Linked DNA regions of Homo sapiens: region 1 is linked to region 2. Evidence: chromatin loops called from intact Hi-C (ENCODE). Cell type or tissue: IMR-90. All regions are shown on one strand. Each heading gives the region's core, and the rest is flanking DNA. Links, peaks and the distances in the headings are about the cores only.

Region 1 (15,553 bases), core at 6,433-11,432, 52 kb after region 2:
CTGAGCAGCTGGGACTACAAGCATGAGCCACCAAGCCTGGCTAATATTTTGTATTTTTTGTAGAGACAGGGTTTTACCATGTTGCTCAGGCTGGTCTCGAACTCCTGGGCTCAAGCAATCTGCCCACCCCAGCCTTCCAAAGTGCTGGGATTATAGGCATGAACCACTGGGCCAGGCCTTAAGAGTTTTAAAGACAACTTTTGACTGTTTTAGTTTCAAATCTGCACTAGAGATCATTAGACAATTCTTAAGATAGATGCTATAATGTATCTTTGTTATCCTTTAATTCTGGTGATCTCTTACTGCTGCTCTTCGGCAAACTGCTTCTGCATGTCTGGAGTGTACTGTGGGCCTGGAGGACGCATGCCCAGGAAGGGTGCTTGTCCTAGGTAAGGCATTCCCGCTGCTGGCATTGGTCCCATTGGTATTCCTGCCTAGAAGAAACAGACAAAGGCTTAAAAAACACAATTTATCCCTTTAATTATCACACACAAAAATGTGACTTCCATAAATTCTATCTTAATACTCTTATTTGTAAAAAATAGAAATATATTGGATTAAAAGATGCAAAGATGCAAATAAATAAAAGATGCAAATATACAAAGAAATATATTATATTAAAAGATGCTAAAAATGGAAGGCTCCCCTTAATATCTAACCCCTCCATTCCCTTCACTGTCCCAGAGGTGACCACTGTTAATACTCTGATTGGTGTGTTATGGAACTATATGCCCACAAGTTATATTCTTGTGAGCTCACTAATCCTCTTTGAGAAGAGGCATTATATCTTATATATTTTCATATTTGCAATAATAGGTAAGAGCCTGGCATATGGTAAACATACCACAAATGAAATTAAATCTGATTTTCCAATATATATGAGAGGATAATGAATATTTTGATGTTATCAAAGGCCTAATAGTCAAACTTTTATAGAAAATGACACATATTCAATAAAAAATTACATAATATTATAAAGTTTGTTAAAGTGTCCAGAAATAATAATAACACAATAGCTAATCACAAAATTTAATAATATTATGTTTTTAGAGACAGGGTCTCGTTGTGTCACCCAGGCTGGAGAGCAAAGGCGCAATCACAACTCACTGCAGCCTCCAACTCTTGGGCTCAAGAGATCCTCCCGCCTCAGCCCCAGAGTAGCTAGGGCTATAAGCGTGTGCCCTCGATGGCACCTGGCTCAAAATCTAATATTAAGAATGATGACAATGACAATAATTAAATGGCTAATTTTTAATGAGTGAAAACTCTTCTACTACTCAACCTTCTCCCTGAAAAGTTCCTCTTCTGTCCCTAACTAAAGTCTGTCCGTGAAACACTCTCATTTGGAGACTGCTACTTCTCTTCTATATTTCCTGTAAGTGGGGAATATTCCTCCTTGCTTCTTCTAAACCTTTTCTCTTCTCTCTACCTTCAAAAACCTGAATACATTTTAATTTCTCACTAACAGACTTCATCATCTACTATCCGATCTTGTTCATGTCATCTACTGACCCTCAACTTCCTCACTCTTCAGTTGAACACTTCAGACATTGCTGTCTTCCATTCTACCCCCAAACTGCTCTTGGTAACGTCAACAATCACCCACATGGGTAACTCACCTAACACTGTGTGGTCTTCCAGGTCTTTAGCCTCCTCATCACAATCATGCCCAACATACAATTCCAGCTTCCCATTCCATGGTAATACCCATGATCTATCTGCACCAAAGACTGTGTCATGTCCAAAATCTGGATGTTAGGCATCCCGACACTTGACCACCACCTCCTATCCTTCTAGCTCATCTAGATCAGTAATTCTCCTATCTCATTAATATCTCCCACCTGTTAATTTATTTTTTTTCCGTGAGCTTATTTTGTAGGTTCCACCTGTTAATTTTGCCACTTTTCTCATGATTAATCATCTTCATTATATCCTCACTTCCCTTCTTGCTCAACTTAGATTCTAGGGTTCCATATTAAATGCCCTTGTAAATATCCTTAATTCCCTTAATTGTCAATTCCTTAACATGGTCTCCTGGGAAACTTCACCCCTGATTAGAATCAACTAATCGACTTCTCTATGCTTATACAAAAACCACTGAACCATGCTGGAGAGAAAAACATTGAGGATTCACTTTAAATTCTTTTTTTTTTTTTTTTTTTTTTGAGACAGGATCTCACTCTGTCACCAAAGTTGGGATGCAGTAGGGCAATCTCAGCTCACTGCAACCTCCACCTCCCGGGCTAAAGTGATTCTCCCACCTCAGCCTCCCAAGTAGCTGAGACTACAGGCATGTGCCACCACACCCAACTAATTTTTGTATTTTCAGTAGAGATGGGGTTTCACCAGGTTGGCTAGGCTGGTCTCGAATTCCTGACCTCAAGTGATCCACCCACCTTGGCCTCCCAAAGTGCTGGGATTACAGGCATGAGCCACCACGCCCAGCCAGCTTGGAATGCCTTTGGAGGGTTTCTAGCACTGTACAACTGGAGTTACACACAATATTGGTTTATTGCTAACATTCTCTATTCTAAATCTTGGGTGGAGATAGCTGTGTATACTTATTTTAAATCATAGTATTGATCTCTTGCTGCTAAAAATTAGTATCACAGTCCTAGAATTATTCTTTTTTTTTTTTTTACTCATTTCACCCAAAGTATATAAAATACAAAAGAAACTACCCAAATCATAGAGATTAAAAATAAGGCAAAGTATTCTACAAAAATAATAAAGAATGAAAGAAAGAAAGGTGTTATGCATATTGCCTTCTTATTTACAAACTCCTTTCTTGAGGAACATTCAAATTTACTAAATGGCATTTTGTGTTTCCCCTACACCTGGAAAGGAGGGACTGTCTAACTTTTAACAGACTTTTGAAACCTAAATAAACTAAAAGGTTAAGAGATACTAGTCTTTAATTATATACTGAATGGATGACATAACAAAAGAAAGAACTCAGAAATCTGAGATACATTTGATAAACTACTGATGGCACTTAAGATTTCAATAAGTTGAGAAGTATAGTATGACAGTTAAGACTAAAAGAGTAAAAGTGTCCACTTCAGTCAGAGCCCCAACAGTGTTTTGACAAGTTGATCTTAAAATTATACTGAAGGGCAAGGACCACGAATCAGCTATAATTCTGTAAAAGAAGAAGGATGATCCATACTACCAGGTATCAATGCTTATTTCAGGCTAGATAATTAAGGCATAAGATATTTACTGATGCAAGGAAAGACAGATACAGCAATGGGACAAATACATGAGCTCAGAAATTAATCCAAAGCATATAAAGAAATGTGATATTACAGGAATAATCATAGAAATCAATAAATTAAAAATGGGCTATTTAGGGCCGGGCGCGGTGGCTCACGCCTGTAATTCCAGCACTTTGGGAGGCCGAGGTGGGCGGATCACCAGGTCAGGAGATCAAGACCATCCTGGCTAACACGATGAAATCCCATCTCTACTAAAATACAAAAAATTAGCCGGGCGTGGTGGCGGGCGCCTGTAGTCCCATCTATTCGGGAGGCTGAGGCAGGAGAACGGTGTGAACCCGGGAGGCAGAGCATGCAGTGAGCCAAGATCGCGTCACCACACTCCAGCCTGGGCGACAGCAAGACTCTGACTCAAAAAGGAAAAAAAAAAAGGCTATTTATAAATGATTTGGGAACAACTGACTACAATGGAACATAATAAAATTACATCCTTCTACCACACACTGATTCTAAAGAACAATTCTAGGTAGGTTAGAGACTTAATTTGAAAAGACAGGCCGGGCGCATTGGCTCACACATGTAATCCCAGCACTTTGGGAGGCTGAGGCAGGCAGATCACTTGAGGCCAGGAGTTCCAGATCAGCCTGGACAACATGGTAAAATCCCATCTCTACTAAAAATACAAAAATTAGCCAGGCATGATGGGGCATGCCTGTAGTCCCAGCTTCTCTGGAGGCTAAGGCAGGTGAATTACTTGAGCCCGGGAGGCGGCAGCTGCAGTGAGCTGAGATTGCGCCACATTCCAGCCTGGGCGACAGGGCGAGACTCTGTCTCAAAAAAAAAAAAAAGAAAAGAAAAGAAAAGAAACTTAACTTTTTTTAAATAAGAAGATACAGGTAGGGAAGAATGTCTTAGATAAGTCAGAAAAAAAAAGAAATGATTTATCCATCTGTCTTAATTTTGACACAACATGACACTATAAACAAAATTAAGAGATGCCAACAACTAGCAGAAGATACTGGCAACACATGTAACTACAAAGGATTAGAATCTAGAATATATAATGAACACTCAGAAATCAATTAAATCAAAACAGCAAAACATTAGAAGCAATTTAAATGTCTGTCAATAGAACAACATATATTCACTCTATGAAATACCACACAGCAGCTACTATGAATGAACTTGGCATAAATTAAAAAGTCAAGAATTTGAAGGGTACATACGTAAAATTTAAAACCTAGGAAATATGATATATTGCTCATGAGTATACAAATATATAAAATAATACAAGTATAAAAATATGGCCAGGCGCAGTGGCTCATGCCTGTAATCCCGGCACTTTGGGAGGCAGAGGTGGGTGGATTGCTTGAGGTCAGGAGTTCGAGACCAGCCTGGCCGACATGGTGAAACCCCATCTCTACTAAAATACAAAAATTAGCTGGGCAAGGTGGCGGACACCTGTAATCCCTGGTACTAGGGATGCTGAGGCAGGAGAATTGCTTGAACCCAGGAGGCGGAGTCTGCAGTGAGTCGAGATCGCGCCACTGCACTCCAAGCCTGGGCGACAGAGTAGTATAAAAATACATACGAGAACTATAAACACCGAATTCATGATAGTGATAACAACTTCTGAGGAAGGAGAGGAAGGAAAGTATTTTTCAATTCTTTAAAAAAATGTAAAACAAACGTGGCATATTAAAATCTGATAAAGGTAGGACATGACTACCCATATTAAAAAATCCCATGGAATCCACAAAAAAATTCCCAGAGCTAATAAAATGAGTTCAGTAAGGTTGAAGGATATAAAACAAACATAAACAATCAATTGTATTTCTATATACTAGCAATGAATATGTGAACACTGACATTTAAAAAACGCCATTATAATTACTCAAAAAATCAAAATATTTAGATGTAAATCTAACCAAACATGGATGTGACTTTTATGCTGAAAACTATGTAAATGATAGTTTACACAGTCTTCTGATAGAAGAAACCAAAGATCTAAACAAATGAAAAGACATCTCATATTGATATGTTGGAAGACATCAATTCTCCCTAAATTCATACAGAGGTTTAACACAATGCCTATCAAAACTCCAGCAAGAGTTTTTCCAAAGATAGACAAGACTATCCCAAAATTAATATGGAAAGACAGAGGAACCAGAATAGTTAAATTTTGAAAAGAAGAAGAATGTAGGAGGAATCAACCTTATCGTATAGCTACCGTCATGAAGACTGTGTTATTGGTGAAGGAACAGGCATATACATAAAACAATAGAACAGAACAGAGAACCTAGAGAAAGATCCATACAAGCATGCCCAACTGATTTTTGACAAAAATGTGAAAGCATTTCAATGGAAGCAGAATAGCTTTTTCCACAAATGTTGCTGGGGCAATCACACTTGCATAGGTAAAAAGAGAGAGATAAAAAACAACCTCAATCTAAGTCTTAGATCTTACACAAAAATTAACTTAAAATGGATCACGGACTTAAATTAAAACTATAAAACTTTTAGAAAAAAATAGGAGAAAATCTTCAGAATCTAGGGCAAGGCAATGAACTCTTAGAGTTATACCAATGCATGATCCATAATAGGAAAAACTGGTAAATTAAATTTCATCGAAATTGAACTTTTGCTCTGTAAAAGACCCCGTTAAGAGGGTGAAAAGACAAGCTAAAGACAAGAAGAAAATACTTGTAAACCACATATCTGACAAAGGACTAGTACCTAAAAGATATAAAGAACTCTCAAAATTCAATAGTAATACCAAAAAATGCAATTAGAAAATGGTCAGAAGCTATGAAAAGGCATTTCTCTGAAGAAAATGTAATGATGGTAAATAAACAAATGAAAAGATGCTCAACACCATCTGCACATTAAAACCATGCAAATTAAAACCATGAGATATTACAACGTACCTGTGAGAATGGCTAAACAAAAAATAATGACACTAAATGCAGGTAAGGATGCAGTATAATTGAACCTCTGATACATTGCCGGTGGGAATGTAAAATAGTACAGCTACTCTGGAAAAAAGTTTGGCAGCATCTTAAAAAACTGAAAATGCAATACCATGCAACCCAGTAATTGCACTCTTGGGCGTTTATCCCAAGAAATGAGGACATATGTTCACGCAAAAACCTTTATTTGTAATAGCCAAAAATTGTAAACAACTCTGATGTCCTTCAGTGAGCAAAAGGTTAAACAAACTGTCATACATCCACACCATGGACTATTACTCATCGATTATAAAAAAAATGAACTACTGATACATGCAACAATTTGGATGAATCTGAAGGGATTATTCTAAGCGACAAACGCCAAACCCAAAAGGTTAATGATTCAATTTATATAACATTTTTGAAAACACAAAATTATAGAAATGGGGAACACACTAGTGAATGCAAAAGGAGTAAGGTGGGGCAGGAAGGAAGTGAATACAGCTACAAAAGGACAATGTGAGGAGATCCTTGGGGAGATGGAAATGTTCTGTATCTCAGCTGTGCCAATGTCCATATGCTGGTTGTGTTACTATATTTCTACAAGTTTTACCAATAGGGGAACTGGGCAAAGGATTTCTATTATTTCTTACAATAACACAACAGTTTGCAACAGGTTTACACATGTCCATCATGTGCTCTAAACTTGCCTAGATGTTTGAAATGCTTCAGAATAATAATTTTAAAATGTATTGTACATCATGAGGAGTGTTTTCTTTTTATGTGTTTTGGGGAAGGGAGAGATTATAATAATCAATAATAATATAATAATAATCAAGACTAAATTTCTGGCCGGCGCGATGGCTCACACCTGTAATCCCAGCCCTTTGAGAGGCCAAAGCGGGTGGATCACTTGAGGTCAAGAGTTCAAGACCAGCCTGGCCAACACTATGAAATGCTGTCTCTACTAAAAATACAAAAATGAGCCAGATGTGGTGGCATGCACCTGTAATCCCAGCTGCTTGGGAAGCTGAGGCAGGAGAATCGCTTGAACCCAGGAGACAGAAGTTGCAGTGAGCCGAGATTGTACCACTGCACTCCAGCCTGGGCAACAGAGCCAGACTCTGTCTCAAAAAAAAGACTAAATTTTTTTATGTTGACTTTTATCTGAATCATCACTTTTATCTCCAAAGACTTAAGAGATAACTAAAGGAACAATGGGTTTGCTTCATGTATGTCCCTGATTGGTTAGGGCTATTGAGTTTCGGGGTGGGGGGAAATAAAATCTGGATGTTTTTCTCCTTAAAAAATGGTGAGTGGCGGACAGGTGTGGTGGCTCATGCCTATAATCCCAGCACTTCGGGAGGCCGAGGCAGGCAGATCACCTGAGGTCAGGGGTTTGAAACCAGCCTGGTCAACATGGCGAAACCCCATCTCTACTAAAAATACAAAATTAGCCGGGCGTGGTGGCACATGCCTGTAATACCAGCTACTTGGGAGGCTGAGGCAGGAGAATCGCTTGAACCTGGGAGGCGGAGGTTGCAGTGAGCCGAGATCGTGCCATTGCACTCCAGCCTGGGCAACAAAACTCCCTCTCAAAAAAAAAAAAAAAAAATGGTGAGCAGCTTCCAAACAGTATAATGCCTGTCAGCAAGATTAAAGGTTAAAGAAAAAGACTTTGGCTGCTTTGTCTTAGAATCATTAATACACAAGCTTCTGATATTCAGGGACATTATTAAGGTACTAACAACTCTCATAGTTTACTTTTTTCTTATTGTTCTGCATATTAGAGACTCTTACTGTTTTTGGTTGTTTCAAACTCTAAAAACATTTTTCAGATAATTGTGTAAGTCATAAAATAATGTTTATGAATATTATTTTAATTATATTAATTACAATATTAATTATTTTAATTATATTAATTACAATATTAATTATTTTAATTATATTAATTACAATATTAATTATTTTAATTATATTAATTACAATAATATTAATTTTAATTATATTAATTACAATATTAATTATTTTAATTAATATTTAATATTAAAATAAAAATTAATGATTTAAAATTTGTATCAATTGTTATTAAGATTCAGTATTAAGCTTAGGAAGTCTTAATTTAAAATACATTGTATTCTATGGTAGATTGTTTTTAGTTATTTGCTGCCTTTCTTCTTCTTTTTTTTTTTTTTTTTTGAGATGGAATCTCACTCTGTCGCCCAGGCGGGAGTGCAGTGGCGCAATCTCAGCTCACTGCAACCTCTGCCTCCTGGGTTCAAGCGATTCTCCTGCTCAGCCTCCTGAGTAGCTGGGATTACAGGCATGCACCACCACGCCCGGCTAATTTTTGTATTTTTAGTAGAGACGAGGTTTCACCATGTTGGTCAGGCTGGTCTCGATCTCCTGAACTCATGATCTGCCCACCTCAGCCTCCCAAAGTGCTGGGATTACAGGTGTGAGCCACTGCTCCCAGCCATTTGCTACCTTTATTCTAAGAGAACTACACATCCCTATGTGGTTTACATTCGTCCTGGTATATTCCTCCCCTATTGATGTTAAGGCCACATTACTTTGGTGAGCAGAAGTGACTAATAAATGCTACCTCCAAGTGTTAGCTTTAAAAGACATCACAGGGTTTGGCCATCTCTTTTTCCTATGCCAAGAGCCTAGGATGTCCTGGCTGAGGGTCTTAGGATAAAGAAAACATGGAGCAGAGTCAGCACTAACCCATAAGGATATGTATCACGAGTGAGGAATAAACTTTTCTAAGTCACTGAGATCTGGGGACTGTTTCTGCAGCACACCCTAGTGAAAGCTAGCTTAACATGAATTAAAAACCTACACAATTTCAATGTATTCCCTTCCTTCTAGAGACAGATAAAAAATGACACTGGAAGTTTTCCTGACCCTTTAAACACAAAACAGAAGCTTTATTTGCATAATCGACTTCAAAACAACAATGGTTTCAACTTAAAATTCTGGTCATGAAGTCCTAATATCACTTATTTATAAGTTATATACATGTGTTACTGTATAAAAGTATATACTGTATAACAAAACACACAGAAATAGAAAATGTTAAAGTATTAGGTAAATAAGTAAACTAACGCAGAAACAAAAAACCAAATACTGCATGTTCTCACAAGTGGGAGCTAAACACTGGGTGCACATGGACATAAAGACAGGCTCGACAGACATTGGAGACTACAAGACGGGAGAAAGTGGGGGAAGGGTTGAAAAACTACCTGTTGGTACTATGCTCACTACCTGGGTGATGGGTTCCATCATACCCCAACCCTCAGCATCACACAACATATTAGTGTAACAAACCTACAAACGTGCCCCCTGAATCTAAAATATAAGTTGAAAAAAGCAAAAATAAGTAAAGTATTAGGTAAAAAAGAAATACAGTATATGGCCTTCAAGATAGCTGTTAATAGTACAAAAGCAAAAACCTTTTTTTCCTCTGGCCTTTTTTTTTTTTTTTGAGACGGGAGTCTCACTTTGTTGCCCAGGCTGGAGTACAGTGGCATGATCTTGGCTCACTGCAACCTCCACCTCTCGGGTTTAAGGGATTGTCCTGCCTCAGCCTCCCGAGTAGCTGGGACTACAGGCACATGCCACCACGCCCAGGTAATTTTTGTATTTTTAGTAGAAACAGGGATTCACCATGTTGGCCAGGCTGGTCTCGAACTCCTGACCTCAAGTGATCTGCCCGCCTTGGCCTCCCAAAGTGCTGGGATTACAGGCATGAGCCACTGCACCTAGCCTTTTCCCTCACTCTTGGAGGGTGAACACATCTTCATTTTAGTTTGAAGGAAGCCATTTATTTATGCTTATTTCTAATTGTAACATTAAGCTCTTAGCCTGTAGCTCTTGATATATAAACGTAACAACAAACAATAACTTTGTAAGAAACCAACTAAAGAAGCAAGTACCTGCATAGCAATAGGTCCTTGGGACATCTGAGAGCTGTAATTCATTCCCATAATGCCTTGCATATTAGGCTGCATGACAGAGACCATAGGAAATCCTTGTTGCTGCATCGGCATCAGGCCTGCTGAAAATATAAAGACATTATTAAAGTCAATGTGTTTTAAAGTTTATTTTCTTAAAACCATAAGTACCTAAAGGACTTGTTACTTGGCAGGAAGCAGAGTGTAATGGAAAAAGCACAGGGTCCTGAGTGAGACAGATGTGAATATGAATTCCAACTCCATCATTTACTTAGCTGTGTGATCTTGAACAAGTTACAAAACTTCATCTGTAAAATGAAGATAATATCTCTTCTATGGAATTTGTATGCATATTAAAAAACAGTATGGCCTAATTGGGGTACTCAGCCTTCAAGATGGCCTCCAATGACCTCTGTCTCCTGGTATTCATACCCGTGTGTTGTTCCATTCCATACTGAATGGGGCTGATCAGTATAACCAACAGGATACTGTGGAAATGACAGCATGTAACTTCGAAGGCTAGTTATTTTTTTTTTCTTTTGAGACAGAGTCTCACTCTGTCACCCAGGCTGGAGTGCAGTGGCATGATCTCAGCTCACTGCAACTTCCACCTCCTGGGTTCAAGCCTCCCAAGTAGCTGGGACTACAGGTGCCTGCCACCACGCCCAGCTAATTTTTGTATTTTTTAGTAGAGATGGGGTTTCGCCATCTTGGCCAGGGTGGTCTTGAACTCCTGACCTCAACACCCGCCTCAGCCTCCCAAAGTGCTGGGATTACAGGTGTGAGCCACTGTGCCTGGCCTGAAGGCTAGTTCTTAAAAGACACTGTAGTTTCCTCCTGGTTCTTTTGGATCACTTGCTCTGGAGCAAGCCACTGCCACGTCATGAAATACTCAATAAGACCTATGGAGAATCCATGTGGTAAGGTACTGAGGTCTTCTGCCAAAAGGCAGCATGAATTTGCCATCTATCTCAGCGAGCCACCTCGGCAGCATCTCCATGAAACTTTCAGATGACTGCAAGCCTGGCTGACATCTTCACTGCAATCTCATAAGAGGTCTTGAGCCTGAACCACCCAGCAGAGCTACTCCTAGATTCCTGACCGAGAGACACACTATGAAATAATAAAATGTTTACTTTTTAAAGTTTGGGATAATTTGTTACACAACAGCAGATAACTAACAAAATAACAGTTAGGAGCATGAACTCTGGGAGCCAACTAGAAATGACACATACTATTTTGGAACCTTGGGCAATCTGCTTCTTTCTATGCCTTGGTTTATCATTTGTAAAACTGTTTAATACTTACTATGCTCAAAGAAATGTTATTCTTCTTCCTTTTTCTTACATGAATAGGTAATATAACAGTTACCACAAAATAGCCATCAGCATGTGCAATGGCAGAAAACTATCACGAATGTATGATTTAGGCTAGTGTTTCCCAAACTTTTCCAAGAGCAGAGGTGAATGAATATACATCCCTTTGGGATTTTAATAAATACTAAATGCTTATTATATGCTAGGCATAGTTCTATGTGCTTGGTACACAAGAAGTGAATAAAACAAAATCCCTACATAGTCTGAGCACAAATTTCATTCTAATTTTGCATTCAAACTACATCTATGTTGGTTCTACCATAAGGAACTTTATATCAAACTGTCAGTTTGAAAAATTAAAGATCTAGGAAATTATACCATGTTTATCTTATGGTTTTTGTGTACCTCCCAGGTTATTTATAACCTAGCCTAATTTCAGAAGCATGGACATCCACATTTGTGGCTAACAGTTATTAGAGGTAGGCCATTCACTTATTCAAGTATTTGAAGCCTACTCCGTATTAGGCACTGTTCTAGGGACATAGCCATGAACAAAACCAGGTCTTCACTCTCATGGAACTTACACTGTAATTAGGAGAGATAGATAACAAAAAAATAAGTACATGTCAGGTGGTGATAAGAGCTAGGGCAAAAAATAAAGCAGGGCAAGGGGGAATGGAGTGGTTGCTATTTTACATAGGGCAATCAGAAAAAGTTTTACCAACAGGGTAGTATTTCAACAAGAACCTCAAGTAAATAAAGAACCAAGCCATGCAGATGTTTGGGAAAAATATTCCAGACCAAAGAACACCAAGTACAAAGATCACGAGGTGTCAGGGAGAATTAGAATACACAGATTGAAAATAGCCACAGTAAGATGTTTTCCGTCTTATTTCTTTGGACTTAAAGTTTTATTGATTTTAACTGATTTTATTTTATTTCTGAATGGGTAACTCAGATATCTGGCATAATATTTCAAGGCACAAAAGTGTACACAGTAAAAAATAGGTCTCTTTCTCTCCTCTGTCTCCGGTTCAAGTACTCATGATCTTGTGGCCATGACCTTGCTGTCGGTTTCTTACATATGTTTTCAGAAATGATCCATGCATAATTTAAAGCCTTCAAATGATCAAAAAGTCCATTCTAACAACTGTTAAAAAAAAATCTCCAAACCAATTCCAAATTCCCTAAGAAAAAATATCAGGCAACACTTTGGGGTCTCTTCTTGTCCAGTTCCTTTGCTCCATATGCATATTTTTACTTGAAAGTGTATAGAAATGCAAAATAACAAACATGATAATGGACACATAACTCTGTAATACCTTCCTAAAGAACAAAAGATCTCAAACCATTTGATCTCAATCTGGGACACATCTAATTACAGATAGCTTAAATAATGCATAAATGTGAACACGATGAAAAGAATACAACTGAGCCTTGGAAAAACTTACCTGAAACCCAACCACCATCACTGATTATAAATGAAGACAAAGTCAGGATGAGCCACTGACCACCTGCTACTGAGCTGCTCTTTATCTTTTATCTCTACTGCTGACCTAGGAGTCTCTGTTTCTTTAGCAAATCTATGACAACCAATCAACGCTGGCTTTTTAAGAAGAGCCAGTTTTCAGAAGCAGCTTGGTGTGACGGGAGAGGGAAGACTGTCAGAGTGAAAGAAATGAGCGGAAAGAAGCCAGATGAAGGCAGATCTATTCCTTCTTCACTGTTGTGTCCCAGTTGCATGGCAGCATGGGTCAAAATTATATTCCTTCACTACTATTTCCTTGAAGATAAAGCTAGAATTGATATTGGTGGGTCCTAGTCTGAGACCAAGAGAGAAAAGGTATACTTAGAGAAATTTCTAGGAATAGAACTGAGACTTGGCCGGATGTGGTGGCTCATGCCTGTAATCCCAGTGCTTTGGGAGGCCAAGGCAGGAGAATCGCTTAAGCCGAGGAATTTGATACCAGCCTGGGCAACATAGGGAGACCCTGTCTCTACAGAATATTTAAAAATTAGCCAGGCGTGGTGGTATGCACCTGTGGTCCCAGCTACCTGGGAAGCTGAGGTGGGAGGAATGCTTGAGCCTAGGTGGCTGAGGCTACAGTAAGCTATGACTGTGCCACTTATACTCCAGCCTGGACGACAGAGCAAGAGACTCCATCTCAAAAATAAAAATAAAAAACCAAACAAAATCCTGAGACTTAAATACTTAAGCTGAATCAGACTATGTGATCTCTTTTAATTTCAAAATTATATATTTATAAAACATGATTATAATAAGATACTATCATATAGATAAAAAATAGCAGTGTAAAACAACTAAAGATGTTTGTTTATTCATTCAACAAACATCTACAGATAACCTATTGTGCTGAATCAACATGCTGGGTGCTACAAATAATGCTAGATGAGCATTAGACAGACATGGCACTAACAATCTAGCAGAAGACTAGATAGAAGGAGAAAGACATCATTAAGTGAATTACAGCTCGTTTCATTTTTATCACCTGTTCTTTAACATTCTTGTCCTAAAAGTCTTTCACCTCTGAGGTTAAACAATCTATGAACATAATGTCTATGTAAGTTTGGGAGAAACGAGGAGTGATCCTTATTACTCCCAAAATTATATAATTTTTGAGAAAATTTAAGAGTAGCTGTCATATAGGACATACAGGTTTAAGAGTGCAGAAAATTTTACTCTATTCAGCAGCAACAGAACTTATTTTCTATTTACTTATTTAATTCCCAGATTCAGAAACACAAGAGTGAAAAATAAAAGTTCAAAACTTAAGCTCTCACATACCTTGAGGGGGTCTTATCCCACCTGCAACAGGAAACATGAAGCTGAAAACAGAATAAAAATACATTATAATCTTCGTATGTACAAAGATTTCAAATAACACGTGTACTTTTTTATATGGATAAAAGACTTGTAGATGGGACCTGGTGTTTGTTCTGCACCACAATACTGAATTGCCCAACATCAGTACACTGAGCATCCATAGGATGCATGTCAGCATGCTACTGCAGACGGAAACTTGTTGAAACAAAAGACAGAAGACCCTGAAATTAGTCCTGGCTCTGTCACTTCGTGTCCTCTCTGGATTCCAGTTTCCCCATCTATAAAATGAGAGAGTTTAGATTCAATTCAGTCAACATCTATTGAGTGTCAACTACATGAAATGATGGAATCTTATAATCAAAAATACACATATGCAGGCAAATAACTATACCACAGGGTAAATGTGCTAACTGCTATAAGCGAGGTCCAAATTATTAATAGAGATGAGAAGAAAAAGATGAATTTTAATGGGCTATATCTTGAGAAGTTTTATGGAAGTAGCTCTGGAGCTGAATCTTGAAGGAAAATAGAAGCACACTATATATTTTGAGCAAAAGCTCTGAGGCAGAGATGCAGGGATGTTTGGAGAAATGAATGTAGGTTAAATGTTAACTATATGATTTAAAAGCAAGCAGATTGTACAGGGCCTTTATTTTTATTTTTATTTATTTATTTATTTTTGTGAGATGGAGTTTCGCTCTTGTTGCCCAGGCTTGAGTGCAATGGCGCGATCTTGGCTCACTGCAGCCTCCACCTCCTGTGTTCAAGCAATTCTCCTGCCTCAGCCTCCTGAGTAGCTGGGATTACAGGCACCCGCCACCACGACTGGCTAATTTTTTGTATTTTTAGTAGAGGCAGGGTTTCACCATGTTGGCCAGGCTGGTCTCAAACTCCTGACCTCAGGTGATCCACCCGCCTCGGCCTCCCAAAGTGCTGGGATTACAGGTGTGAGCCACCGCACCTGGTCAAGGGCCTTTAAAATGTTTCATTTTATTTTGAATATTATATGAAGTTGTCAGAGGTTTTATTGTTATTGTGGTAACATATACATAACATAAAATTCTATCATTTTTAACCATTTTTAAGTGTATAATTCCATGGCATAATTAAGGACATTCACAATATTGTCAACCATTACCACTATCCATTTCCAGAACCTTTCCATCATCCCAAACAGAAACTCTGTACCCATTAAACAATAAGTCCTCATTTTAGAGCGTAAGAAAGCTCTCTTCTAAGGTTTTTTTTAAGCTGACAACTTTATTTT
Region 2 (15,553 bases), core at 5,559-10,558:
CACTTGCCAGAACAGTATTTTTTTTTTTAATTATCTACATACAATTTTAGGTTAGAAAATGAGAAGTGATTCAAGGGAACAAGAAAAAGTTTTGGAAATTACTTAAACTCTTAAAGACTTTAATATTACAAACCAGAAGCAACATGACAATGGTGAGAGGATGTGCTGCTGAAGACATGTAGTTGGGGTAGCTGGGTATCCACCTGGCTATCAGTTCAGAAAATTAGAACTGCTTCCTCCCACACAGCTGCAATCCCATTCAGATGGGTCGCAGAGTTCCATGTTAAAAAAAAAATTGGAATAGCATATTTATTCCAGCTGTGGAAGGAAGATAAACTTCTGACTATTGTGAAATAAAGGATATCATCAGAGACAAATTGAATAGGTATGAATATATAAAAATAAAATAGTTTTGCCCAATGAAATGTAAAAAAGGGACAGTAATAGAGGAGGAAAATAGCTGATAAACGTTTACAAGCTTATATATATGTATATAAATCTATTACAAATATGAAATATATAAGGTCAATAACCATATTCCAAGGAATAAATGGTCAAATGGTCAGAAGAGTCCAATCCGTTTATACACAAAGGAAACAGAAATAGTAAATTGTCATTTGGAACACTGCAAAGCCTCTCATGAAATTAAAAAAAAAAATGTAAAAAATACCTTAGGGAATAATTGCATGCTTGTTAAATTAAGAAATTGATAGGACATAATGTAGAGAAATGTATCCATGTACTTACATATTTCTGGTAGCATTGCAACCAATATAAGCTATTTGGAAAGCCTTCTAATAAATGTAACAACAGCTACATACGCATGCATGCACCTGTGCAGACACACACACTGACCTCCTAGTTCACTTGGAGGAAATACATCCCCACAAAGGAACAGTGATTTGTCTATTCAGAGAACTACTCGTAACAGGGAAAAATGAAAATGACCCAAGAACCTAAAAAAAGAAGGGCTAAACAAACTACAGGATGGCAACATGAGGTATCATATAGCTTTTTGAAAGGACACGTATGGGGACATAAATAACTAGAAGTGCAAAGGGAGTATCTCAAACCACTGCTTTGCAAAACTTCCGTGTATTATGTGAATTAAGAAAGGTGTAGCCAGAGTGAATGTTTTCCTGTACTGGTTTTTTCCTTAGGTTCACTGGGCCTTAGAGAGATCAGAAGCCCACCTGGTACTGTTCAACTGACCACACACCTGTGATCTCCCTCCTTTAATATAACATGCTCCAGTTGGCACCTCCAGCCTCTAATAAGTACCATCATAGGAATATACACTCTGCTTTACAACTTAGGTTTCTGGAAAGGAAAGCAACTGCTGAGTTGTCTCATGGGCTTACTGTGAGTGTGGCGAGTGACATGAAGCCGATTAGGTTATTCCATACTTTATCGATGTCCTTCAGCAACTGCTGGAGTTTCTCACTGCACACTGCAGTGGCTTTTATCCCCAGCTCCACACGCTTGGTTACCCTGTACACTTCAACAACACCTGACGGGATGAGAGAGCAGAGAGAGAGTGTTGGCAGTGGAGACACAGAGGACCCAGACAGGGGAGCATTATTGCTTGCTGATATCTGTGAGAAACAATGGGTGTATCTGGACAGAGGTGTACTTACTATTCTTTGGGACCAATCCACTTCTCAATGCTGCTGTATAGCTTACTGGTAAGAGCATAGAAGCTGCACTGCTTGGGTTCAAACCCCAGCTATGCCTCTTACTGGCTACATGACCTTAGGCAAGTCACATAATCTCTCTGTACCTCAGTTTCCTCATCTGTGAAGTTGGGATGGTAACAGTAGCTCCTCCAAGGATGGTTGAGAGGATTAAATAGGGTAATATGGTAAAAGGCTTACAACAGTGCTTGGAGAATGGCAGGCACTATGCAAGTTATTAGCTTTTGTTTTTTGGGAGGTTTATTTATGAGTCCATCTGTTTGAATCTGGGAAATCCCAATAAACTAGCTGAAAATGGGGATAGTAAAAATTTAAAAGAATCTAAATGTTAATAGCATCACAAAGTAATGAAGAAACATCTCACCCCTCTGAATCTGAAGGTCTTACAAACACTTTGACTTCACTTATCTTTAAACACATAACAGGATGCAGAACAGTTCTTTTCCTATGGTCTCTAAATTGTGGTTGAACTCTTGAAGCAAGGATGAGAGGTGCTAAGTACCTCCACATTCTAAGGACAGCCACCAGACACATCCCTAACCCCTGCAATGTAACAGTCACCAAAGACATGACCCCGATCTCTCTAAGTGAACACTGGAGGAATTCCAGGGGATCTTCAGAGCGGGGCCTCAGCAGCCCTGTGTCAGCACTACGGCTTTTCTTCTTCCTTTCCCAAGAGAGGGGCAGAAATTACTGCCCACCCTAAGCCAAGTGAGGGGGCTTCTAAGAGAATCTTCCATAGATACAAGGATACTAGGAGAAAAGACAGGTGCCCCATTTCCTGGTGGACATCTGCTTATGCAGAACTGTGCCTGTTTGAGCAGGAAAAGAAGACCCCAAGTGAGGTGGCAGGAGTAAGGCAGAGACTACATCCCTTCACTCTCCACTCATCCAGCAAATATTTTTGAGTGCCAACTACGTGCAAGACACTAGATTAGGTGTTGGGGACACACCAGTGAACAAAACAGACCAAAATCCTTGCCTTCTTGGAGGTTCATTCTAGTGAAGGGAGACAGAGAGTAAAAACAACAAGTAGCTAGGTGCAGTGGCTCACGCCTGTGATCCCAGCACTTCGGGAGGCCAAGGTGGGTGGGTCGCTTGAGCTCAGGAGTTCGAGACCAGCCTGGGCAACATGGCGGAAACCTGTCTCTACAAAAACTACAAAAATTAGCTGGGTGCATGGTGGTGCACACCTGTGGTTCCAGCTACTTGGGAGGCTGAGGTGGGATGATTGCTTGCGCCTGGGAGGTGGACGCTGCAGTGAGTCATGACTACATCACTACACTCCAACCTGGGTGACAGAGTGTGAACCTGTCTTAAAAAAGAAAAGAAAAGAAAAGAATAATAAGTAACATATGTAAGAAATTAAAGGTAATAGGGCTAAGGAGAAAATCCAGCAGAGAATGGGATGGGAAGTACCGGGGTAGGGAGAGACGATACTCTTTGGAGAGATGGATGCTAGGAAAGATTTCACTCAGAAGCTGACATTTGAGTAAAGATTTGAAAAAGATTAGGGTCCAGCATGTGTGGCTCTGGCCACGGGCCAAGCCTGAGCTTGGGGAAGGGAGGAACACCGAAGTGGACAGAGACTACACTTTCCCGTTGGACTGACACATCAAATTGCTGCAGATGGCCAGGAGGTTAAGGACTCTGTGGTGTCATTAAGCGGTCGAGAGAAAGAATATAGAGTATGGTAAGGAATTGATGGGAGACAAGATGATTTTACTTTAGTGCATCGGTAGTTCAGATTCTTTGATAAACCAGTAACACAGATATAATTTTACATTTTTGCTATTACGTATATAACAAGGATGAGGAAACTTAGCCATAGAGACTTTTTAATTAAGTCCAATAGTTTACTGCCTGTAGCTTGAGTGTCTTACCCACAAATACAGATGCTTCTTACTGAAGTCATATGTAACTTGAGAGATCTAGCTTAAAATAATTAAAGGGAAAACTGAAAATAATGCAAAGGGCCATCATTTTCAATAGTAAAATATGAAAGAACATACCTAATAAATATTCCATGCCTTGAGCTGACTGAATTACTTCTGTGCAAACAGAACTACTACTGATTCCATTTAAGGTATCATTTGCCTTCTTAATGACCTACAAGAAATGAAATCACATCACCTTACATAACTGAGAAAAGTCATTGCAAATCAATTTACTATTAGTAGAAAACCCAACCGAAAAGCCAGGAGGTGTCAAAAAATCTCATTTTATCCTTGAAGAAACAATCCTCCATTTCTCTGGAAGAGAAAATATGTTTTTTTCCTTTTGTTTTGTTTTGCTTTGTTTTGAGACGGAGTCTCGCTCTGTAGCACAGGTTGGAGTGCAGTGGCAAGATCTCGGCTCACTGAACCCCTGACTCCCGGGTTCAAGTGATTCTCCTGCCTCAGTTTCCTGAGTAGCTGAGATTACAGGCACGTGCCACCACGCCTGGCTAATTTTTGCATTTTTAGTAGAGACAGGGTTTCACCATGTTGGTCAGGCTGGTCTCAAACTCCTGACCTCGTGATCCGCCCGCCTTGGCCTCCCAAAGTGCTGGGATTATAGGTGTTGAGCCACCGCACCCAGCCAAGACAGGTTCTTTAGCTTAAATATTATTTTGATTTAGTCAGAGTTAATGAAATCACTTTGTTATTTCTTAAACACAATGACAGATGAGGGGATGACTGACACATGAGCCGGTCTGCTATTGTAAGTGTGAAAGAAGCCTCACCTTAGATGCATGACTTCCACAGAGTTACTCTTTGCCCAGGGACATCCAAGTAAGGCTCTCCTGAAGTTTGCCTCTGTCAATTCAAATGAACCAAGAAGGCAAAAAGGCACAAAAGAGCACTCACATATGTGTGAACGCGTAAGTGACATACTCACATTCAGGGCACTCCCCAGGCATCTCTGCCATTCATATGCATATCTCTCATTTTCCTGTGAATTTGTTAAAAAGAACTGGGTTAAACACACAAACCTGGAATCTTCTATTGATGACTCTGTCAATTCAAAGTGCTTGGAGGACTTTCCTTTTTATTACGATCACTCTAGTTCAAGCAGTTTATGTTTTTTTTGTTTTTGTTTTTGTTTTGAGATAGGGTCTTGCTCTGTTGCCCAGGCTGAAGTGCAGTGGCATGATTTCTGCTCACTGCACTGGACGCAAGCAATCCTCCCACCTCAGCCTCCAGAGCAGCTGGGACTACAGGCACGCACCACCACATGAGGCTAATTTTTGTATTTTTGGTAGAGGTGGGGTTTCACCATGTTGCTCAGGCTTGTCTTGAACTCCTGAGCTCGAGTGATCTGCCCGACTTGGCCTTCCAAAGTGCTGAGATTACAGGCATGAGCCACCATGCCCAGCCGCAGTTTATCTTTTTGAACTCACTAATAACTATGTTAAATTACTAATAAATGTAACTTCTGAGCACAGGACCTGTGAGTCTAAGGGACATGCTTTCCAGCAGCTTCCCCCTGTGAGTGTTGCCTCATTTGTTCCATCAGTAACAGTGTAAGCCTTTCTTCGGAGGCACTCAGCATGTAGCTATCTGGTACAGAAACTGCTATTAAGCCACTGGCTTTCCACGCCCCAGTTATAACGCTGTGTGGCTGTGTGTGAGGACGTGGCCCATGTGCACATGTAACAAGGAGTAGGGAAAGGTGGGAAATTAAGTGTGTTGACCATAGGAGGAACATAGCGTGGCACTAAGATGCAGCAGACAGAAATAAAAAATTCAGAATATTTTCCCTGTCTCCTCTATTTTGAGGTTTCATGAAGACAATAAAGTCTAAGTGCTCAAGAAGAATTATACAAACACTGCCATCCTTGTGAAGTCCCATGAATAGTTTTGGTTTTAGGGTCACTGATTAGTTTCAGTGGGTGCCACACCTGGGAAATGTTTTCACCCAGGGCTAATGTTACCCTTGCCTCACTTTAATTACATAGTTTATGTCTGGTGCTTTGTGTCTTTCTGCCCCTCATTTTCCCCATGTGAAAGCTGACAGCATTCTTTCTTGGGGCCCTGTGTGCTTGCTGGTCTGTTACCCACCCCTTGTAGAAAGCTCTCCTCTCACCTCCACCTCTCCCGTCAGGTCTTTGTACTTGTCTCGGATGACGGGCAGGGCGGGCTTCTCATTCAGAGTATTGGAACGGTCTCTGAAAGGCTGCTCCAAAGCTGGAGAAGGAGAAGAACGGCTTATTTCTTTATCACCAAGGCTCAAACTCCTCTTGTGTGATCCTGGGAGAAGGGGATAATACAGTCAAAGGTTTTGGCTACTCACCTTAGTTCAGGCAGAGGCTCTTCCTCGCTACCACAACCCTCTTCTTTTTTTTTTTTTTTTTTTTTTGAGACAGATTCTTGCTCTGTCGCTCAGACTGGAGTACGGTGGTGTGATCTCGGCTCAGTGCAACCTCCGCCTCCTGGGTTCAAGCAATTCTCCTGCCTCAGCCTCCTGAGTAGCTGGGACTACAGGTGCACACCATCATGCCTGGCTAATTTTTGTATTTTTAGTAGATACACGGTTTCATTGTGTTGGCCAGGCTGGTCTCGAACTCCTGATCTCAAGTTATCTGCCTGCCTCCCCTCCCAAAGCGTTGAGATTACAGGTGTGAGCCACCGCGCCCAGCCCACGACCCTCTTCTTCAGATGCTTATGTCATGAGGCATTCACAAACACATTCCTCATTCATTCTTTCTGGGAAGCTACATGTTAAATCTTTTCTACTGTTCTCTCTTGCACGGTTTCCCTGCGTTTCGTTTTCAACATGACTCTTCTCTGATCTATCACAAGTCTTCCATAATGCCCAGTGCAGAATCACTGGAGTCTGGAGAACAAAAGCACCTTTCTAAATATCAGTATGTAAGAGTTGTGTGGCTTTTCCAGTCATTTGTTATGGATTTGTAACCGAGTTCCTTCACAGTCTCTCAATCCAGTTGAAATCAACGACCCCTCCTGTCAGGATGAGATTAAAGCAGAAGAGGCAAACTCAAATGCCTTCAGAGACCAGGCAAGTAAAGTGAACAACTTAAGTAGGTCCGCTGAGACAGGAAGCGGTGGGGATTATGGTAGGAGAGAGAGAATGACCCACCTACAGGGAGTGGTGCTCTTCGGCTCCAGCTGCCAACATATGGGACTGTAGACCTACTAGTGCCAGATATTATGACTTCTCAAGAAAAGTTGGAAATCCAGATTGGGAAATCTCATGTCTTTTAAATACTGGCAATTACTTCGTACTTAAAAATCTTTTGTGTGGGTCAATGTGATATGCAGGCTAGATGCAGATCCCCGGCCCCCACTTTGCAACCTTTGGATTAAAAGACATTATCTGTGCTCAGGGAACATGAGCGGAGCTAATGTGCCTACAAGTGGCTCGAATCCATTTATCTGGCTCTTTTAACACAGCACACCTCTAACCAAACGAGCTAATGAGCAATACCTGCATGCTGTGCTTGTTTTTAGCCCATAAAGCAGTTATCTGAGGGATGCTGATTTTGACTCCCGTCTCAGGGAAATCTTTATTATAGCTATCTGTAATTGACCCTGATTTCAAAGATTAGAACAATCTATTTCCTGCGAAACCAGAGAGCAACATTTTATTCTTAAGAACATCTAACATCTCAGTGGAAAAAAACCACAATAGTAAAATCTACCTTGGAAGCTACTCACCTTGAACAGAAAGGTCAAAGGTTGCCAGCTCACTTTTGATCATTTCTTCACTGGATTTCATTTTGCTTTGTGAAGTGGCTACTAAGAAGTCAAATTTGCTGATTTTGGGCTTTTCACTTTGAAACTCTCCAAAGTCATCCGAACATTCGTTCGGGGTTTCTTGAGAGGCACCACTGGACGCTGGGCTGGGACACGTGGCCTCCTGGCTCCGTTCAGCCGTAGGCAGGTCCTGTTTTGTGAAATCTTTATAGTCTCTGTTTTCATATTCCTTTTGCTCACTGGTCTGAGGAATCGTGTCTTTAAAACTGGCAAGAGCTGGGAAGGTGGTCTCTGGAAGAGCATCTTCACTTACAAAGGTCGTTACTTTGGAGAGAGATGTCATGGTGATGTTTTCAGAACTGCCAAATGAAGTCTCTTTCTTTTGAAGAATTGAGGTGGCTGAGGGGGATCCACTTCCTGCTGAGAGGACAAATGGAGAGAGTTTTCTGCCCTGAGTTGCATCATCCCTGTCTGACCAGTCATAGCTTGTAAGTGTGCTCACTGCAAAATTGCTACTGTAGCTTCCAAAAGCAGCATATTTTAAGTCCTCTATATCTGAAAGGGAAATAAGACCCCACAATTAGAGGCAAGCAATTTAGGCAAAATGCCCTAAACTCTGTAGAAGCAAAATGCCTAGCATATTTGATTAGTTTTATACTATGTTGAAATTAGCTAAATTTAGAGTTTGTACTAAAATTAAGAGTTGGGCTGTAAAATCTGATCTTAAAAAAACCCACATTAGCCTTGAGTTGGCATTTACATTTAGTTACCAAGAACCATTTTCTTTGGCTATAAAAATTACTAAAAAAAGATAGGAGGTTCATCTACCAAAGTATACACTGTTTGATATAAGATTAGGGTCATTTAATAAATTGTTCCCTTATCAACTTAAAAATGTACTGATATTCCTTGCCTAAAACATGTCTCCCTTCATCTTGACTTTGTTGGAAAATGTGCCTTTAAAACATGGTCATGTGAAATGCACATGGCAAAATAATTAAAAGTTGACAGTTTCTCAAAACTAAAATGAAAATAATGTCATCTAACTTTTAATCAATTATTAGGGTTTCTGTCATAATATTATCAATTATTAGAATTTCTGTCTCAGGCAATGCCAAACATGAGATTTTAATCAAGCAATTACTTACCTAGTTGTTATTTTGGTCAAATTGGACGTCATATTGCTGTGATGAAGTATGAGGAAAGAAAATCAATCTGATCTACTTTAGCCCTTAAAAAAATACAATAAAAAGATCTGGGTCCTGTTGGGCTCCACTTTTTCCTTCAACTATGTATCTACTCCCCATTTTTTAAAAAAAAAGGAAAGAAGAAAAAGAAAGAACTGCTGGGGCAGACGACTGATTTTACAAAGCATTCTTAATATATAGTTAAGTAATTTAAGAGGTAGCATAAAACAGCATAAAGAATGTAGGTTTTTGATTTGGAAAGACCTGAGTTCAACCTTGCTACCTACTATTTGTATGACACTAGGCTAATGATTGAACATTTCTGAACCTCAGTTTGCTTATCAGTAAAATGAGGAGAGGAGAAGACCATGTACTTGGAAGGACTGTGTTATGACCATCAACCATGATCATGTGTGTAAAAGGCCAGGTTGGTGCCTGGTGAGCAATACATAATAGCTAGTGTCTGCTCAGCATAGGTGCCACCAGCCTCAACTTGACAGTTAATTGCTGCTTTAGGGCCTACAGTGGAATTTCAAAGCAAAAATGAAAAGTCAACTCAGCATTTTAGTGGTGTTACTAGGAGAAAATTTTCTTGCTCATTTTCAGAAAGCAAAACCAGCCGAGACTGAATTTGGCTGGTGTGGAGAAGTGGGTTGATATGCATTTCGTTTCATTGTAGTCACTGTACATGAGGCAAGAAGGCCAAATATGAGACTCTCCCTCTGACAACCACATATGTGATTTACAAGGAAAGTGCTCAAAAGTTTTATGACCTAGATTTTCAGAACTAAGTCAATAAGTGAACCAACTTGGAGTCATTCTTCTCTTTCATTCACAGCAATACTGCATAATTTATGAGGGGTAAGAAGCTCCTGACATTTCCATAGCTCTTCTAATGGTATAATCCAAATCTCTCTTTCTTTGAGCTGTTAGGAAAGGGGTGCTAAGTGAATAATAAAAACAAAAAACACTAGTTGTACAAAAAACCAACCAGCAAAAAGCAAACAGCTTTCACAGAATGATGGCATATTTAAAAATTCTGTGGTGCAATGGTACCCTTCAAATGTGGTTTATAAAACAGAAGGAAAAAACGACTCAGGTGAAAAGTTTTTTTTTTTTTTTAATTGATTTTTTGAGATGGAGTTTCACTCTTGTCACCCAGCCTGGAGTGCAATGGCGCGATCTCGGCTCACTACAACCTCCGCCTCCTGGGTTCAAGCGATTCTCCGGTCTCAGCCTCTCGATTAGTTGGGATTACAGGCAGCCGCCACCACGCCTGGCTAGTTTTTGTATTTTGAGTAGAGACGGGGTTTCACCATGTTGGCCAGGCTGGTCTTGAACTCCTGACTTCAGGTGATCCGCCCGTCTCGGCCTCCCAAAGTGCTGGAATTACAGGCATGAGCCATTGTGCCTGGCCTCAGGTGAAAAATTTATAGTTTAGAATGAATGGAAAAGCCTTTAGCCCAAAGCTTTCTTGGTTTTTGCTGTAGTGATTTTTTGTTTTCGTTTTTTTCCCCACGATTTAAAGGGACCAGAAGGTGTCCAGACTCAAATGAGGTGAAATTCAGTCAGGGGATGATGCAGTTAAATACAGGACTATTCTTGGAGAGATACATTCAGAAAAATGTTTCATAATACAGATATTTCTATTACTAGGCCCGACGAAAGCGTTTTGGGAAACTATATTAGGAACTGCTTCCAGAATCTTTCCTATTAAAAGGTTAGCAGGCTGGGCATGGTGGCTCACAGCACTTTGGGAGGCCTGTAATCCCAGCACTTTGGGAGGCTGGGGCAGGTGGATCACCAGAGTTTAGGAGTTCGAGACCAGCCTGACCAACATGGAGAAACCCTGTCTCTACTAAAAATACAAAATTAGCTGGGCATGGTGGTGCATGCCTGTAATTCCAGCTACTCAGGAGGCTGAGGTAGGAGAATCACTTAAACCCAGCAAGCAGAGGTTGCAGTGAGCTGAGATTGCACCATTGCACTCCAGCCTGGGCAACAAGAGCGAAACTCCGTCTCAAAAAAAAAAAATAATAATAATAATAATTAGCTGGGCGTGGTGGCACGTGCCTGTAATTGCAGCTACTCGGGAGGGTGAGGCAGGAGAATCGCTTGAATAAGGGAATCGGAGATTGCAGTAAGCCAAGATGGCACCACTGCACTCCAGCCTGGCGACAGTTTGAGACTCTGTCTCAAAAAAAGGAGACAATTTTCCTAGAAGCAAATGATAAATTTAATGAAAAGATAGCTCCAGTTCAAACACTGCAATCAAGATATTACTATGGTAATAAAAAGATCTTTCTGTGCAATTATGCAACAAGAAAATGTCTTTTGAAAAACTAAAATGACTAATATAATCAGGTAAAAGGCATTACAGGGAATAAGGGATTGCCTAAGCTGAGGCATTTTTAAGCATTTTTAAAATTTCAGGAAATCTTATTTTTGTTAAAAATGATACGCCTGTAACATCTTGCCTTTTGGAGCAACTCCCAGAAAAGACTAAATGAAAGACTAGGAAAGCAAATGAAAGACTTAGAAATATTTTATACTTAAAATGAAGAGCAAATATACAAGAGTCACTAAAATCAAGCCTCAAAATTGAGTTTTAAATTTACTTTTGCTTATTTGTTGGCTATTATAGTGTGAAAAAGTAATTTCGTAAAGTGTAATTCATTTGAACACCAGTACTGATGGTACATAAGGAATGTGAGACAGAACACCGTGCCCCTAAACTTAGAATTTATAAACAATATAATTACAGGGCAGTATGTTCTGGCATAGCAAATATACGTCAACCATTAACTAAGAAAAATGTGGTACATCAGTTCATTGAAGGTAGCTTAAAGTAAGAAAATTCTTCATTTCCCCTGTTAATAGTTCTACATTTCTAAGCAGTCCACTTATCGGTATTATTGTATAATGGTCTTAAAAATATTAAAGATTATGTAAGACCTACAACATAAATGATAGAAAAAATGATGTGGAATAACCCACATTTTAGTTTGTAATCACTGAAGCTAGTATAGATGGATTTTCAATTTGATAGCCGAATTCTGAAAATTGCAAGAGAAAAAGGAAAAAGAAAATGGAGAATGAATGCAATAAAATGAACAGAAAATCACTACTGTATTTCCAGTTCTGCTGCAAAACTCCTAGGCTGTGCTAGGCTGACTGCATTTGCACACAGATAATATGCCAAATTGTTGTTTTAATGCATACATCTGTTTGCAATCAGGGATGTCCTATTACAAAGGCCAAAGAAATAAATGTATACGATCTGTTTTCCATCATGGATCTCAAATCAAAACACATATTTCTTGCTTATGCTGGCAAGTAACCCTATCAGTCTCTTCCATAACCTCTATTCAAATCTCTTTTGAATAGATGTTGTACATGAAAACGGTATTTTTTGGAACAAAGAATGTTGGCTGCTACTACAGGACACAGACGGCCAAGCTCATTCCCAGGGACATTTGCTAAAGCTGTTAAGTATATGCCCAGGTGAGGAAGAGTTACTGGCTTTTGAAGGAGTTTGGAGAAAGAAGAAAGGAGATATATGTACAAATTCCACTATTCTCATTTTATATAGCAATAAAAATGTTCATTGGACTAAGATATATATTTTAATTTACAGTACTCATGTAATCTAAACTTCATTTACTAAAGCAAACCATAAAATACTTGTACATTTCAGTTTCTCTCTACCCTGGGCCCTAATCTCCCTTAGTCCCTATTCTATCTTTGATCTACCTATGAGATCAGTCATATTCATATTCTCTATTAACTAAAAAACCTGGTCTGTGTCCTATAAGTCTCAAACACTGAAGAAAACAGGAATGAAAGTGATCACAGTATAAGTGACAGGCTGAAAAATGCTGCTGTTTAATTGCCTTCCAGTGTTTTCTAATCTGTATGAAAATTTCTTGTTCTTCATTTGTACTGACTCACACAACTTCATGGTATAAATTATATCCACACTATCTAGAAGCACCTTTGGGTTTCTGTGTTAGTGTTTTAAGTTCAAAAAAGAAAACTGGAAATCCTGTGGATATTTTAAGTTAGAGGAAGACAGAAGGCCAAGGAATGGTGTCAGGATACACAGTGGGACTGCCCCTGGTCATCAGTAAAAATCTCACCAAAAAGACACCAAATGAACACAGAAGGCAGGAAGTGCAATTGAGGCCTTTTGGTTCTTTGCATTATTTTAGGATTTAGCACAGGTTTTTTGATATTGCCAGTGTTCCCTTCATGTTCATTTGCTGCTTTTTTTTTTTTTTTGGAGATGGAGTCTCGCTCTGTCGCCTAGGCTGCAGTGTGAGTGGCACAATCTCAGCTCACTGCAACCTCCACCTCACAGGTTCAAGCAATTCTCGTGCCTCAGCCCCCCGAGTAGCTGGGATTACAGGCACGAGCCACCACACCTGGCTAATTTTTGTATTTTTAGTAGAGATGGGGTTTCACCATGTTGGCCAGGCTGGTCTCCAACTCCTGACCTCAGGTGATCCGCCTGCCTTCGCCTCCCAAAGTGCTGGGATTACAGGCGTGAGCCACTGTGCCTGGCCGTCATTTGCTACTTCTAAAAATCAGCAGGGATTCTGATGTGAACAACAGAGTGACTATAGAACAACAGATACATAGGTATACTTTCTCAGGCACTGATACATGAAGTGAAGCACTAACCATATGTTACTTGGCATCAGGGTAAACAAAACAGTATTTTGTTTAAACCTATAGCATAGAATTCTTCAAGTCTTTTTCGCAAAAGAAGTTTAAGTCATTACATTATATTAAAACTACCTCCCTAAAAAGTAATGTTACTTTGGAAATACTCATTACTCAATTTGTGAATGTATGCTTTACACACAGTTACATTCAGTCATTTTCTGCAGCCTGCTCAGATAAATGCAGAAAAGAGTTAAAATAAAGCAGTCCTACATGGACCAATCTAGCATTACAGAATTCCACTGACAAAGAAATTCCTCAGTCAAAGCCATCAAGAGATTGGTTTTATAAATAGCACGGGAAAATCCAAAATAAAGGGCAGCTGGCATTATCACTAGATGGAAGCTACACTAAGATCTCTTTCTTTCAAATTTGTTAGGAAGCACATATCATAAATAAAATATAATGCATTTACACAAGGTTTTTGAAACCAAGTATTATTCAACTTTTTAAAGCAGTATGCTCTGGAAAGTGCTGTATTTTGAATGGCAGGCCTGGCTTTTCTCAGAGTTAACCTAAACCTCTATATGCAACTTTTCTTTCTTAAATGGCATATTTAAGACACTACAAGTGATCTCTTAGGAGTCCTATTCAAAATCCTCATCTTCTTCTAGGCCGGGTGTGGTGGCTCACACCTGTAATCCCACTACTTTGGGAGGCCGAGGCAGGTGGATCACCTGAGGTCAGGAGTTTGACACCAGCCTGGCCAACATGGTGAAAACCCACTTCTACTAAAAATACAAAAATTAGCTGGGCGTGGTGGCAGGCACCTGGAATCCCAGTTACTTGGGAGGCTGAGGCAGGAGAGTCACTTGAACCTCAGAGGCAGAGGTTGCAGTGAGCCGAGATCCAAGATTGCGCCATTCCACTCCAGCCTGGGTGACAAGAGGGAAACTCTGTCTTAAAAAAAAAAAAAAAAAACACACAAAAAAACGGGCGTGGTGGCTCATGCCTGTAATCCCAGCACTTTGGGAGGCCAAGGCGGGCGGATTACCTGAGGTCAGGAGTTCGAGACCAGCCTGACCAACATGGAGAAACCCCCATCTCTATTAAAAATACAAAATTAGCTGGGTGTGTTGGCATGTGCCTGTAATCCCAGCTACTCAGGAGGCCGAGGCAGGAGAATCACTTGAACCTGGGAGACAGAGGTTGCAGTGAGCTGAGATTGTGCCATTGCACTCCAGCCTGGGCAACAAGAAACCTGGTCTCAAAAAAAAAAAAAAAAAAAGTCCTCATCTTCAGTGATTTAATTTCCTTCCTTCCTCAAATTCTAAAAAAGAACAAAGAATTAAAGCCTCAAAACATAAGAATACAAAATGTAAACCATGGAAATATCCCCTTTCCCAGGGATTTTATTGCTTTGGGGTTTCTAACCTGAAAAACAGTAATATTCTCAAGGTTTTTTTACTGTTACCATACTCTAAAATGGAGAAAATATTTTCCATGTTTGGCCTACGCTTGTTGCCACATTTCATTGGTCCTTCTAGAAAATGTTTTCTTAAAAATAAGAATGGTTCAAACCTTACTTTGTTAGACACACCCCCTAAAGTAACATGTTTTAAGAATTTGCTTTATGTACTATGAGTGAAAAAAAAAGGCTGAGGGTTGCTTCATCATACAGAACACATACTGCAAACCTAACATGCTCTGCAATTAGAGGATGGAGTACCCAATTTTTCTTTCTTTGAGACTAGGTCTTGCTCTGTCACCCAGGCTGGAGTGCAGTGATGTGATCACAGCTCACTGCAGCCTCTACCTCCCAGGATCAACTGATCCTCACACTTTAGCCTCCTGAGTAGCTGGGACTACAGGAGCCCACCACCGTGCCCGGCTAATTTTTGTATTTTTTGGTAAAGATGGGGTTTTGCCATGTTGCCTAGGCTGGTCATGAACTACTAGCCTCAAGCAATCCACCCACCTTGGCCTCCCAAAGTGCTGGTACTACAGGTGTGAGCCACCGTGCCCGGATGAGTACCCAATTTCAAACTCAAATCAAATTCCATCCTCAAGACTTCCTGCTATTAATACAGAACACTTTCCATTATGCAGATTATCAATTTAAATACAGTTTACATTTACTGTGCTCAGAAGTCCATTTCAATATTATTTGATGATATATATCTAATAACTAGTTATTACATAACTAGATAGTTATAGTTAACTCTTTCCACAACACTCAACTCTTAGGTCTTTTTCCCCACCTTCCCCTTCTCTTCTCTTCAATGTAATGCCTAGTAGAGACAGATTC

The links. Peaks named below come from ENCODE experiments on the same cell type or tissue, not always from the same donor. Only the 100,000 strongest peaks of a DNase experiment are listed, where the experiment ranks them.
Region 1: it touches region 2 in a loop (1.8-fold over the local background); 7 of 110 quality-filtered maps call a loop at or near these places.

The regions. Positions count from the first base shown.
Region 1 is chr17:37,586,116-37,601,668 of GRCh38, forward strand. It overlaps SYNRG (synergin gamma), which reads right to left. Exons shown (of 22, transcript NM_007247.6): 2 at 14,248-14,288; 3 at 10,108-10,229; 4 at 304-434. Among named protein-coding and RNA genes, the nearest start is that of SYNRG, 16 kb to the right of the region's middle. RefSeq lists enhancers at 2,987-3,488, 3,489-3,988. In IMR-90, for the core only: no CTCF peak of the experiment used is centred there; no DNase peak of the experiment used is centred there.
Region 2 is chr17:37,534,618-37,550,170 of GRCh38, forward strand. SYNRG (synergin gamma) reads right to left here. Exons shown (of 22, transcript NM_007247.6): 15 at 7,355-7,948; 16 at 5,763-5,926; 17 at 4,575-4,628; 18 at 3,707-3,803; 19 at 1,362-1,510. Among named protein-coding and RNA genes, the nearest start is that of DUSP14, 53 kb to the left of the region's middle. RefSeq lists an enhancer at 7,066-8,265. In IMR-90, for the core only: no CTCF peak of the experiment used is centred there; a DNase peak (open chromatin) is centred at 7,864; H3K27ac peaks cover 368 bases.